Linked DNA regions of Homo sapiens: region 2 is linked to region 1. Evidence: chromatin contacts called from ENCODE Hi-C or POLR2A ChIA-PET data. All regions are on one chromosome and are shown on one strand. The core of a region is the stretch at or near the end of the contact, and the rest is flanking DNA. Distances in the headings are between cores, read along the strand shown. Region 1 overlaps LINC01344 (long intergenic non-protein coding RNA 1344). Region 2 has its middle 110 kb from the start of ZNF648.

Region 1 (5,851 bases), core at 1,070-3,569:
GTCTATTCAGGTCTTTTGCCCATTTTCAAATTGGATTATTTGTCTTTTGCTATTGAGTTGTTTGAGTTCCTTCTATATTCTGGTTACAAATCCCTTGTCGGGTGGATAGTTTACAAATATTTTTCTCCCATTCTGTAGGTTGTCTTTTTGCTTTGTTGATTGTTTCCATTGTTGTGCAGAAGCTTTTTAGCTTGATGTAATCTCATTTGGCCATTTTTGCTTTTATTGCCTGTGCTTCTGAGGCCTTATGCAGATAAATCTTTGCTCAAACCGATGTCCTGTACCATCTCCCCAGTGTTTTTCTTTTAGTTGTTTTATAGTTTAAGGTCTTACACTTAAGTCTTTAATCCATTTTGAGTTGATTTTTGTATATGGTAAAAATGAGGATCTAGTTTCATTATTCTGCATATGGATATCCAGTTTTCCCAAAACCATTTATTAATGAGGCCATTCTTTCTCCAATGTTCTTGGGGTTTTTGTCAAAAATGAGTTGGCTGTAAGTGCATGGATTTATTTCTGGGTTCTCTATTCTGTTCCATTGGTCTATGTGTCTGTTTTTATGCCAGGACCATGCTGTTCTGGTTACTAGAAGGTTTCTGTCTTTTTAAAAAGCCCACAGAAAATTTAATGTGCAGTCTAGGTGGGAAACCACTGAACCAGACCTTTACCTATTACTAGGTGATTCCTGTCCCCATAGAAGAAAATACACTTGTTGTGACTGGGGATGAGGTGGGAGGCAAAGATACAAAAACCACCAGAAACAGGCTCTACAGAAACCAGATAAATGAAGGCATATTTTCAATGATACCCCGTGAGTCTCTATATTCAACAAAGATCCTGTGAACCTTTCAACACACACTATTGTATAAAATCCACATTTCAAGCATTAATGTCAAATTGTTTATTAATAGACTGTAAAAGTAAGGATATTGTTTTAAAAATTTCTTTGATTTGAGTTTCTTAAATGGGCAAGAAAATTTCCTATTAGAGCTTTGTTCTGTTTCTTACATCAATGAGTTATTTAACTGAAATTCTTTTTTATCTTTAAAATGGAGATAATGATTATTTTAATAACTTGAAAGTAGTTGTGAGGCCAAATTAGACAAAAGCACTTTTCAAAGAGCTAAACATTTATATATAGTACTATTATTATTTACTATTATTTCATTACATTTTCATTCCACATATGACTTGACTCAGTGGGCCTTAGTCTTGTTTTTCAAAAGGAGAATTTGGGAAATTACTCTGGTTATTATAATCTATCTTCTTAATGTCCTTATTTTTATTTTGGTTAGCATCCTTAGTAGCAAAAAACTAGCAGAAGTGCTAAATAGGTGACCCCCACCAAGTGACTCACAAAGGCAAAGTATTATAAAGGGTTCTTCTCTCCTAGGTTATTTAATAGTACTTTTTCTGACCCTATCTCTACTCTCATACTATGAAAATACTCATTTGAAGGCCCAAGGAAAAGCCAGTGATTTTAGTACACATGATCACAACAACAGAGCTGTCCACAAAGGGCTGTTGTCAGCACAGAGTGAGAAGGTGAATACGAAAACACTTGGTAAACTATGAGGTGCTGGGCATGGTGGCAATGGTGGTGGTGGTGATGATGGAGATGATGATGTTAATGACAATGACACACACCAGTTTGCTAATCCTGCATAAATATGTAGGAACATGAACTACTGGTCCCCACTAGACTAATAGGTGTACCAAGGAGATAGGACAGCCTCAGTAAAAAGGATAAATCCTGTGGAGTGAAGCCAAGGACTGACCAGCTATGACGATGATAGTTCTAGGTCTCCACCCCATCCCTCTCCAACCTAGGAAATGCCAAACAACTTCTATAGCAGTCTTCATTGGGTTTTCTTCTGCATGTTACTATTTTTTTTTTTTTTTTTGAGCTGGAGTCTTGCTCTGTCACCAGGCTGGAGTGCAGTGGTGCGATCTTGGCTCATTGCAACCTCCGCCTCCCGGGTTCTAGCAATTCTCCTGCCTCAGGCTCCATAGTAGCTGAGATTACAGGCATGTGCCACCACGCCTGGCTAATTTTTTGTATTTTTAGTAGAGACAGGGTTTCACCATGTTGGCCAGGATGGTCTCGATCTCCTGACCGAGTGATCCTCCCGCCTCGGCTTCCCAAAGTTTTGGGATTACAGGCGTGAGCCACCGGGCCTGGCCTGCATGTTTCTTCTTAGCTAGTTCACTCGAAGCTTCATTATACATGCCTCTTGCTTAACTAAGCTCCTCCTCTCACACCATCTGGGCAGGTTCCACCCTGGAGACCTTAGGATGGGACGCAAACATTGTCAAAGGGCGGAGTGCAGGAAGGCAGGGGCGGCGGCGAAGGTCTGTTTACTGATCCTCTGGAAAGGTTCATGAATTACTTGTTCTTACCACCGACTGACTGCTCATTCTCTCACAGCTAAGCGCTCATAAAAGAGCCACACTTTTGAGAGGAAATCTGTGAGCTAAGACTAAAAGCCAGGATGCTTGTTCTGAGTCAGAAACTTTCAATGTGACTGCAAGAAAGTTAGTCTTAGGTTTCTCGCTTGGTAAATGGGAATGACAGTACCTACCTTTCAGAAGTTATAACCTAGAAGTTCATAGGTTGAAATTTTGTTTACAGTTGTATTTTAAGATTTAAAAAAAAAATGCTTTAAGCAGGACATATATTCAGACAGTCCTCATCATTCACTCCCTGTTGTTTTCCCAAAGTATTATCTAACTCAAAGCTTTAGTGAGGGGATACCTTGAGGTAATAAATGGAATGCCCAGGGGTTCATTCATTCCTTTAGCAAACATTTCACTGCTTACTAAATCCCAGAACCTAACCCAGCAAGGGCCCGGGGTTGCGGGGAGGAATGAGATGCCGTGGCCACCCTGGGGGAGTTTCCAGTTTTGTGGGGAAGGCAGACACAGAAAAGCACTGGAAATAGCAAACTAACGCAGGAACAGAAAACCAAACACCTCATGTTCTCACTAATAATTAGGAGCTAAATGATGAGAATTCATGAACGCAAAGAGGGGAACAATAGACACTGGGGTCTACTAGAGGGTGGAGGGTGGGAGGAGGGAGAGGAGCGGAAAAGATAACTATCGGGTACAGGGTTTAATACTGGGTGGTGAAATAACCTGTACAACAAACCCCCATGCCACGAGTTTAGTTATATAACAAACCTTCACATGTACCCCTGAACCTAAAATAAAACTTAAGAAGAAAAGTACATGCAGTTACCCCGAGTGCTCAGAGAAGGCAGCTGCAATTCCATTTTGGTGTGAAGATTTAAATGACTTCATAGGGGAACAGGAGTGGGAAAAATGGAAAAAATTGGGTTACAAACTAAACCAATGTGAAAGATTTATTAACCTTCCAAAGAAGTTCACTTGTTTTTTTTTTTTTTTTTTTGCAAATATAAGAAGTATCATTATCTCTTTTTTAAATATGGGGAAAGATGGTACTAAAATGATGTGAACTATATATAGGGTCAAGACAAAGAACATCTTGGCAGCCTAACTCCTAGCGAATGCTCTTTAAACAGTGCTCCTCAATTCTTGCACCTGCCTAAAAGTTGCCTTAACTTCTTCACCTCTTCTCTCTCTCACATTTGTATATCACCCTTCTCCGGGAATTTTTTTTTTTTTTTTTTTTTTTTTGAGACAGTCTTGCTCTGTCACTCAGGCTGGAGTGCAGTGGCATGATCATGACTCACTGCAGCCTCAAACTCCTGAGCTCAAGTGATCCTCCCACCTCAGCCTCTTGGGTAGCTGGAACTACAGGTGTGTGTCACTATGTTCAGCTAATTTGTTTTTGTTGTTTTGTAGAGATGGGTCTCACTATGTTGCCCAGGCTGGTCTCAAGTTGTCTCAACTCCTGGCTCAAGTGATCCTCCCACCTCGGCCTCCCAAAGTTTTGGGATTATAGGTATGAGCTGCTATGCCCAGCTTCCTCTCTTTTTTTTCCCCATGCAGATGTGGCCCAAGTTCTGCCTTCTTTCTCCCAACTCCATCACCTTCCTTTGACTCCCTCTGGGTATTCCTTTCAGGCTAAGCAGGTGGCTGGCTGTGAAATCAGGGAAAATAGTCACTCTCTCTAGCATCACAGCTTGTGGGGGCCTATGGCCATCCCACGCTGGTCTTATCTTTGAGGATTCTTCTGAGAAGTCCCATAGCTTCAGTAGCAGGTTTGAATGACTGAGGGGACGATTCTTTTGTTTCTTTAGGTCTCAGTGGCTCCTCTCTCTAAAGAACTTACATTGGATTGAGAAAGCAGAATCATCTCTATCTTGAGTGACCATTCCCGACTCTAGAGGGGACTTGATGTCATTCCTTCTTCTTCCTTTTTTTTTCATCAGAGTCTGGCTCTGTTGCCCAGGCTGGAGTGCAATGGCGCTATCTCGGCTCACTACAACCTATGCCTCCCGGGTTCAAGCAATTCTTGTGCCTCAGCCTCCAGAGTAGCTGGGATTACAGGTGTGTGCCACCATGCCCAGCTAATTTTTGTATTTTTAGTAGAGACAGGGTTTCACCGTGTTGGCCAGGCTAGTCTCAAACTCCTGACCTCAAGTGATTCTCCCTCCTCAGCCTCCCAAACTGTTGGGATTACAGGTGTGAGCCACCGTGCCCGGCCTCATTCCTGCTTCTCGAGGGAGACTTTCAATATACTCTGCACAAGCTTCCCATCCGATTTGCATATCACTCCTGAAAATTGGCTCCTAAAAGAAGCCAGCCAGTCATGTTGCGTGGTGTTTTTTCTGCATGGTCTAGCATGCCAAGTAGCAAGCTATACCTGCAGGCCAAATCTGGCCCACTGCCTGTTATGATGCAACCCATGAGCTTTGAATGGTTTTTACCTTTTGAAATGGTTGAAAATAATCAAAACAACTATAGTATTTAATGATGTGAAAATTATATAAATTCAAATTTCAGTGTTCCTAAAGTTTTGAATGTCATCAATAAAAGTTTGTGGAAATTTCTTTTCTCCTTTGCTATATAAGTATTTAAAGAATCTCTTTGAGTTTGTTTCTTTTCTTTTTTTTTTTTTTTTTTTTGAGACGGAGTTTCCACTCTTGTTGCCCAGGCTAGAGTGCAATGGCACGATCTCGGCTCACCGCAACCTCCGCCTCCTGGGTTCAAGCGATTCTCCTGCCTCAGCCTTCCAAGTAGCTGGGATTATAGGCATGTGCCACTATGCATGTATTTTTAGTAGAGATGGGGTTTCTCCATGTTGGTTAGGCTGTTCTCGAACTCCCGATCTCAGGTGATCTGCCCGCCTCGACCTCCCAAAGTGCTGGAATTACAGGCGTGAGCCACCACACCTTGCCTTGATTTTGTTTCTTAGCCTTTAAGGCCTAAAATATTTATTATCTGATTCTTTTTTTTTTTTTTTTTTTTTTGAGATGGAGTCTCGCTGTGTCTCGCCCAGGCTGGAGTGCAGTGGTGTGATCTCAGCTCATTGCAACCTCTGCCTCCTGGGTTCAAGCAATTCTCCTGTCTCAGCCTCCAGAGTAGCTGGGACTACAGGCATGTGCCACCACAGCTGGCTAATTTTGTATTTTTATAAAAATACTAGAGAAGGGGTTTCACCATTTTGGCCAGGCTGGTCTCGAACTCCTGACCTCAGGTGATCCACCCACCTTGGCCTCCCAAAGTGCTGGGATTACAGGCCTGAGCCACCGTGCCCAGCTATTATCTGATTCTTTATAGAAAATGTTTGTCAGCTCTGTCCTTTTTCCATTTCCTTCTCATTCCTCTTTTTCCAGGAAGGAGTTGAGCTTCAGCGGAAGAAGTTTATAAAACCTGCCTGAATGCCCTAAAAACTCCCCATTCTCTTCATGTGCTCCTAAAT
Region 2 (5,436 bases), core at 1,385-3,884, 78 kb after region 1:
AACAAACCTGTCGTGGGAGCCCTTACTCTGTAGAATGGAGCAGGGCTACATGATAATTTAAAAGATACTACATGGCTGTGTCTGCCAAAAAAAAAAAAAAAAAAAAAAAAAAAAAGATGGTTTTACTAAAATTCAGAAATGCATTGAACTTTTTCTGCATTCTGAGCACATGTTATGGTGAGGGCAACAGTGAGTAAGAAATAGTATCTATTTTCTAAAAGCTACAATTTAGCATATGCATGTGTATGTATTATATGTATACGGGTAAAAACTGGTGCCATTTGGAATTTAAATGGCCACTATGAAATGAGAAGGGTGAGCTAGTGGGAATCAGGGGCCTTAGATGGACTCACTGGTTTATTCACTCAATTTGGAATTCATCCAAATCCATCACAATTTGTACTGAGGGGTGGCATGGGAAGGGTCAGTTATAAATGTAATAGGTATTATGAAATAATACATGTAGAGGAATAAAATCTATCACTCCTTGGAGAATCTAGGAAGTCTTTTTGGAAGAAGTTAAATTGACCTGAACTTGAAGGAGAAGTTAGGGCAAACATTCAAAGAAAAGGGAATCCCCAAACAAAAGTAGAAAGCTACAGGGATGGAAAGAATATTTGAGAAAGGGCTGAAAGACCCTGTAGAAACAACAATGAGCTGTTTGTCTTTACTCTGAAGCTGTGAATCCTCAGTGCTCTGGTAAGCAGAGCTACTGCAAGACCTTCATAAGCCCCAAGCATAGAAATTATTATGGTATTTCCCCATATGCTATTTCAAAGTACTAAATTACAAAATAAGGTTAAGTCCAATAAAGTTCTCATTTTGCCCATTAAGAATAGTTTAATCCTTTAAAAAAACCCAAATATCAAATTCTTTTTTAAAAATATGCTTCAGAATCTCTGGTTTGAGATATTATTTAGAATAGGAGAAGCTTTGCTACAGCAAAAATGAACTCTAAAAACTCAATGGTTTAACACTCATGAGTTTGGTCAGGGTAGCCCCTATGGGCAATTCTCCAACTGAATTCCACCTTTTAAAATTTATTTGTAAATTCAGAGATACGAGAGTTTGGTTTGCCATATACTTGCAAATATTCACTCTCCCTTTCATCCAACGAAACTTCCAGAGAGGCATGTGAAAGTGATTTTTAAAACCATATGGTGCACCCTTCAAATTGAAACATTATTATCAACAGTAACAAAGTGGAAAAATGCATACACTTTTAAATTATGTTATCAAGATACTCCTCTCAGCACCTTTATTCATTGGACTTCAGATTGCACTTCCAACTCTACAACCTTCAGCTAAGGAAATGCTCTCAGTTTTGGCTTCCAGGATGCAAGGCTGAACAGACTTGGTCTATGTTCTGGATGAATAAACCAGCGAGTCCATCTAAGGTCCCTGATTCCCACTAGCTCACCCTTTTCATTTCATAGTGGCCATTTAAATTCCAAATGGCACCAGGTTTTACCCTTATACATGTAATAAGGCCTTATATTCCAGTGACATTCTCAAATGAAGAAATGACGTGCCTCATAAATTCAGAATATAATCCCAACTTCAGAAATGTTCAGCAGTAGTAGCGTTGTAGAATACCATTTTTCTGAACTACATCACTGTTACATGGATCCAAGTGACTTTTCCACTGAATTATTCAGAAAATATTTGAGCACATCATGTTTCATACACTGAGTAGTGGACGAAAGTAATAGTTATCATTTACGTATTGCTTACTATATTCTGTGTGTTTACATAAACTTACTCATTTAATTCTCATAATGGTCATATGAGAGAGCTACTAGTATGAGTCCCATTTTACACATGGATAGGATGACTATCTTAGAAAACTAAGGTGCAGAGGCCATAAGTAACCTGATTAGTCTATACCAGTGGTTCTCAGCCCTGGGGTGATTTTTCCTGTCTTCCAGGGGACATTTGGCAATGTCAGGAGACATTTTTAATTCTCATGACAGGTGGTGCTGAGGGACTATAAAGCCTAGGGATGCTGCTAAACATTCTATAGTACACAGAACAGCCCCCACAACAGGAAGAATCCAGTCCAAAATGTCAGTGTTACTGCTATTGAAAAGCCTTGATCTATACCAGTTAGCACATGACATCCTTCTGGCAACTGTTATTAGGCCAATGATGAATGTATTACTTAATTTGGCCCAATCAGACTAAAGGAGGGGCCTTTGGGCAGAGGTTACTTCCATTCATTCTTTCCTACTGGATATGAACAGGAAGTGTGTGGCCAGCTGATATCCAGTGGCCGCCATCTTGTTGAATGAACCCATGCTGAGGACAGCAGACTGGAAGGACAGAAATAACCTCTGTCCCTGATGACATTACTGAATAGCACTGAACCGTATCTTTCCTGAAACCCAAGCCATCTCTGGACTTTAAGTATGTGAGACAATACATTTGTTTGCATTTTTCAAGCTGTGTGAGTGGGAGTTTTCTGTTTCAGGCAGCTGAAAGTGTCATAACCAACATATTTGGTTAATCACAAAGATTTCTTAGAAAATACAGCAAAGTCTCCTCCACGTGGTCAGATTCCTCTTCTGAAACTTATGCTTCTCCTTTCTAGCTGTACTTCGTCTTACGAGAAAATTAGGAGACAATGCTGTCAGCTAGGTTCTCCTTCTGTCTGAAAGACTACATAAGGTTGAGACTTCCTGGCACCCGTCGACAAGCAGTTAGAATACATGCCAGAGAAGGAGGGGAAGGCCAAAGGGGGATGCTGCCATCTATATGGAAACATAGAATAATAGACACATGGAAAAAACAGAGGGAAATGAATTGCTGAACTCTGTGGTAACGACACTCTGTTTATCGTAATAGATAAAATGGAAAAGAGGAGCTGGATATGTTTGGAGGAGATGAGCTTGGGAAGGAAGGCCATTCACGGTGTCCCAGGTGACTTGGGACAATGTATTGAAGGAATTGGAAGAGATAATCTTTAAACATTGTTATAGCCTAGCATTTTATCATTTGAAACTAACAGAGATGCCAGCCTGAACTGTTTGGCACTCATACAGCATCCTATGGACTCCGATGGTGGCAGTGCCCATTATTTATTCTGGAAACCACAATCTTGTTATTGCCCAAGTACCTGTATGAGGTAGCATAGAGGGGCCCACCTCCTTTTAGATCATTAGGCACATCTTTAGAAAAGGGAGGTAGAAGCTAGCTTGCCTTAGGAAACCTGAGAATGCCTTAAAGGAAGTGTGTGGAATGAGTTTCTTAAACATCTATGGCACATTAGGGAGTGTTCTGGAGCTGCCATAGACAGGTATCATTTTGTTTTGAATGTGAATTATTAGTTTTTTTTTTCTTTTTTTTTTTTTCTTTTGGAGACAGGGTCTCACTCTGTCACCCAGGCTGGAGTGCGGTGGTATGCTCGTGACTCACTGCAGCCTCTACTTCCCTAGCTCAAACAATCCTCCCACCTCAGCCTCCTGTAGCTGGGAATACAGACACACGCCACCATGACCAGCTATTTATTTTTATTTTTTATTTTTTTGGTACAGATGAGGTCTTGGCATGCTGCTCAGGTTGGTCTCAAACTCCTGGCCTCAAGCAATCCCTCCACCTTGGTCTCCCATAGCCCTGGGATTCCAGGCATAAACCACCACACCCAGACTTAGTTTGGTGTCTCAGCCCTGGAAAATATAATAATTTGAACATAATCTGCCAAAAATAACGTGTATTTATGGTGCCTGGTACTTGTCTCTACATTATATGTGCTTCCTCATGACATTCATGATTTCAATGAATGTCAATTCCCATTCTGGGTTTGACTATGAATAGCCAGTAAGCACACATTCCCCAGGTGGCTAACTTCCTCCAGACCTCTCTGACATGCACAGAAAAAAAATCAACAGAGAAATCAGGCAAGAGGTGCGAACATTCTGTTTCCCAGATCCCTAGACAACACAGCAAGAAAGACAGAGTTAGAAGCATGGTTAAGTGGGTGCAGAAGGCTCCAAAAAGTACAGGTGACACCACGTGTGTTCAAAGATTTCCTGACTTTAAATTCTCTCTGAAAAACTAGCATAGTCTATGGACTCCTCTCATTACTGAACTCTTTAGCAAGACCACAGAGTTTCCTGTTTTTGCCTTTTCCCCGATTTCCCAAATTAGCTTTGATTTTATAATTTTGCAGTGATATCCAAGAAGGGTGGACTTTGCTGACGGTCCATATTCAGTGTTCCTGCTGAAGTGCAGACACGTGATCCTGGGCTCTCCTGCTGAGCCTTGCCTGTAGACCCGTGGCTCACACGCACTCGTTTTGCAATCCATTTCTGTGCTACCACATCAGGCTTTTTCCCCTCTGAGACTGAAGAGAAATCGACCTACCCAATCAACTCTCTCACTTGCATAGGAGTCTCACCTGTCGTTAGTCCTCTGGAGCAAGCAGTTTCATCTTAACCCGGTGGTGACAGCATCAGACACAGTTCAGTATTTTTCAAACTGCAGATCTAGACCTATTCGTGAGTCCTAAAATAAATGTAATAGATTACAACCAGCAATAATCCCAGCTATTCAGGAGGCTGAGGCAGGAATATTGCTTGAACCCGGGAGGCAGAGGTTTCAGTGACCCAAGATTGCGCCACGGCGCTCCAGCCTGGGCGACAGAGTGTGACTTCATTTCAAAAAAAAAAAAGGTGAAATAAAGTAGATCAGATCAGAACTGTGGAAAGGAGTGGCCTAAAATCTTAGCGTGGCCTTCATGTAATAGGGACAAGTATTGTATCACAAAACTTCAATTGTTTCTTCTGTTATATAAATGCGTCAATATGAATGCACATATTATGTCATGATGTAAAACTATTTCTTAATGTGGGTTGCAATCAAAATAATCTGAAAGCTACTGAAATATTTAATTGGAATATCATTCTACTATCTCCAAATCTCTTTCTATTGGGAAGTGGCAAGTATGTTGTTTATTTAGGCAACTGGAGAGAAATGCTTTTAGTCATCTACTACATAAACCCATGGACTCTGATATTTCTCTTAGGGAGTCTGTGCCACATGCTACCCAGAAAAATGCTTGGTAGTTCAGCCACCTTCCCTTCCTTTGGCGCCTTCCACCCCCTTAGCAGAACCCTCAAGAGGAGCAGGCATTGGGACTGGTAAGCTAAATTGAAAGATTGGAGCAGATTCCACAACCCTCCGATGAAATCCACTCAAAAACATTTAGTATAACATCTGTTATGGTAAACATCTGCTACTGTACAAGATGAGAAAAGGACAACCATTCTGTAATAGGTCCAGAGCAGGGCAGCTGTGCAAAGAGGGAGCAGAAACTTCATCCACTGCTTGGACATCATTCTTCTTGATGCTTCAAGTTTTTTTTGTGTGTTTGGTAAAAATATACATCACATAAAATTTACCATTTTAACTATTTTGGTACCAATTAAAAAGCAGTTT

Evidence for each region. Hi-C counts contacts between places; a loop is a spot of excess contacts on that map. ChIA-PET counts read pairs that join two places held with the same protein, here RNA polymerase II (POLR2A). Pooled maps may share reads with other maps.
Region 2: a loop to region 1 is called in a pooled map, with 2.0 times the contacts of the local background. The contact joins two enhancer-like sites. A Hi-C loop is called at or near these places in 4 of 50 pooled maps. POLR2A ChIA-PET finds 5 or more read pairs at or near these places in 5 of 52 experiments (GM12878, MCF 10A, activated CD8-positive, alpha-beta T cell and 2 more).

What each region holds. Positions count from the first base shown.
Region 1 is chr1:182,245,924-182,251,774 of GRCh38, reverse strand. All of the region lies in intron 2 of LINC01344 (long intergenic non-protein coding RNA 1344), which reads left to right. Among named protein-coding and RNA genes, the nearest start is that of LINC01344, 65 kb to the left of the region's middle. RefSeq lists a silencer at 2,308-2,507 and an enhancer at 2,062-2,563. Within about 2 kb of position 2,319, at least 3 of the 41 ENCODE cell types and tissues checked have a DNase peak (open chromatin) inside an H3K27ac peak, as active enhancers do.
Region 2 is chr1:182,168,214-182,173,649 of GRCh38, reverse strand. No RefSeq gene overlaps it. Among named protein-coding and RNA genes, the nearest start is that of ZNF648, 110 kb to the right of the region's middle. Within about 2 kb of position 2,634, at least 3 of the 41 ENCODE cell types and tissues checked have a DNase peak (open chromatin) inside an H3K27ac peak, as active enhancers do.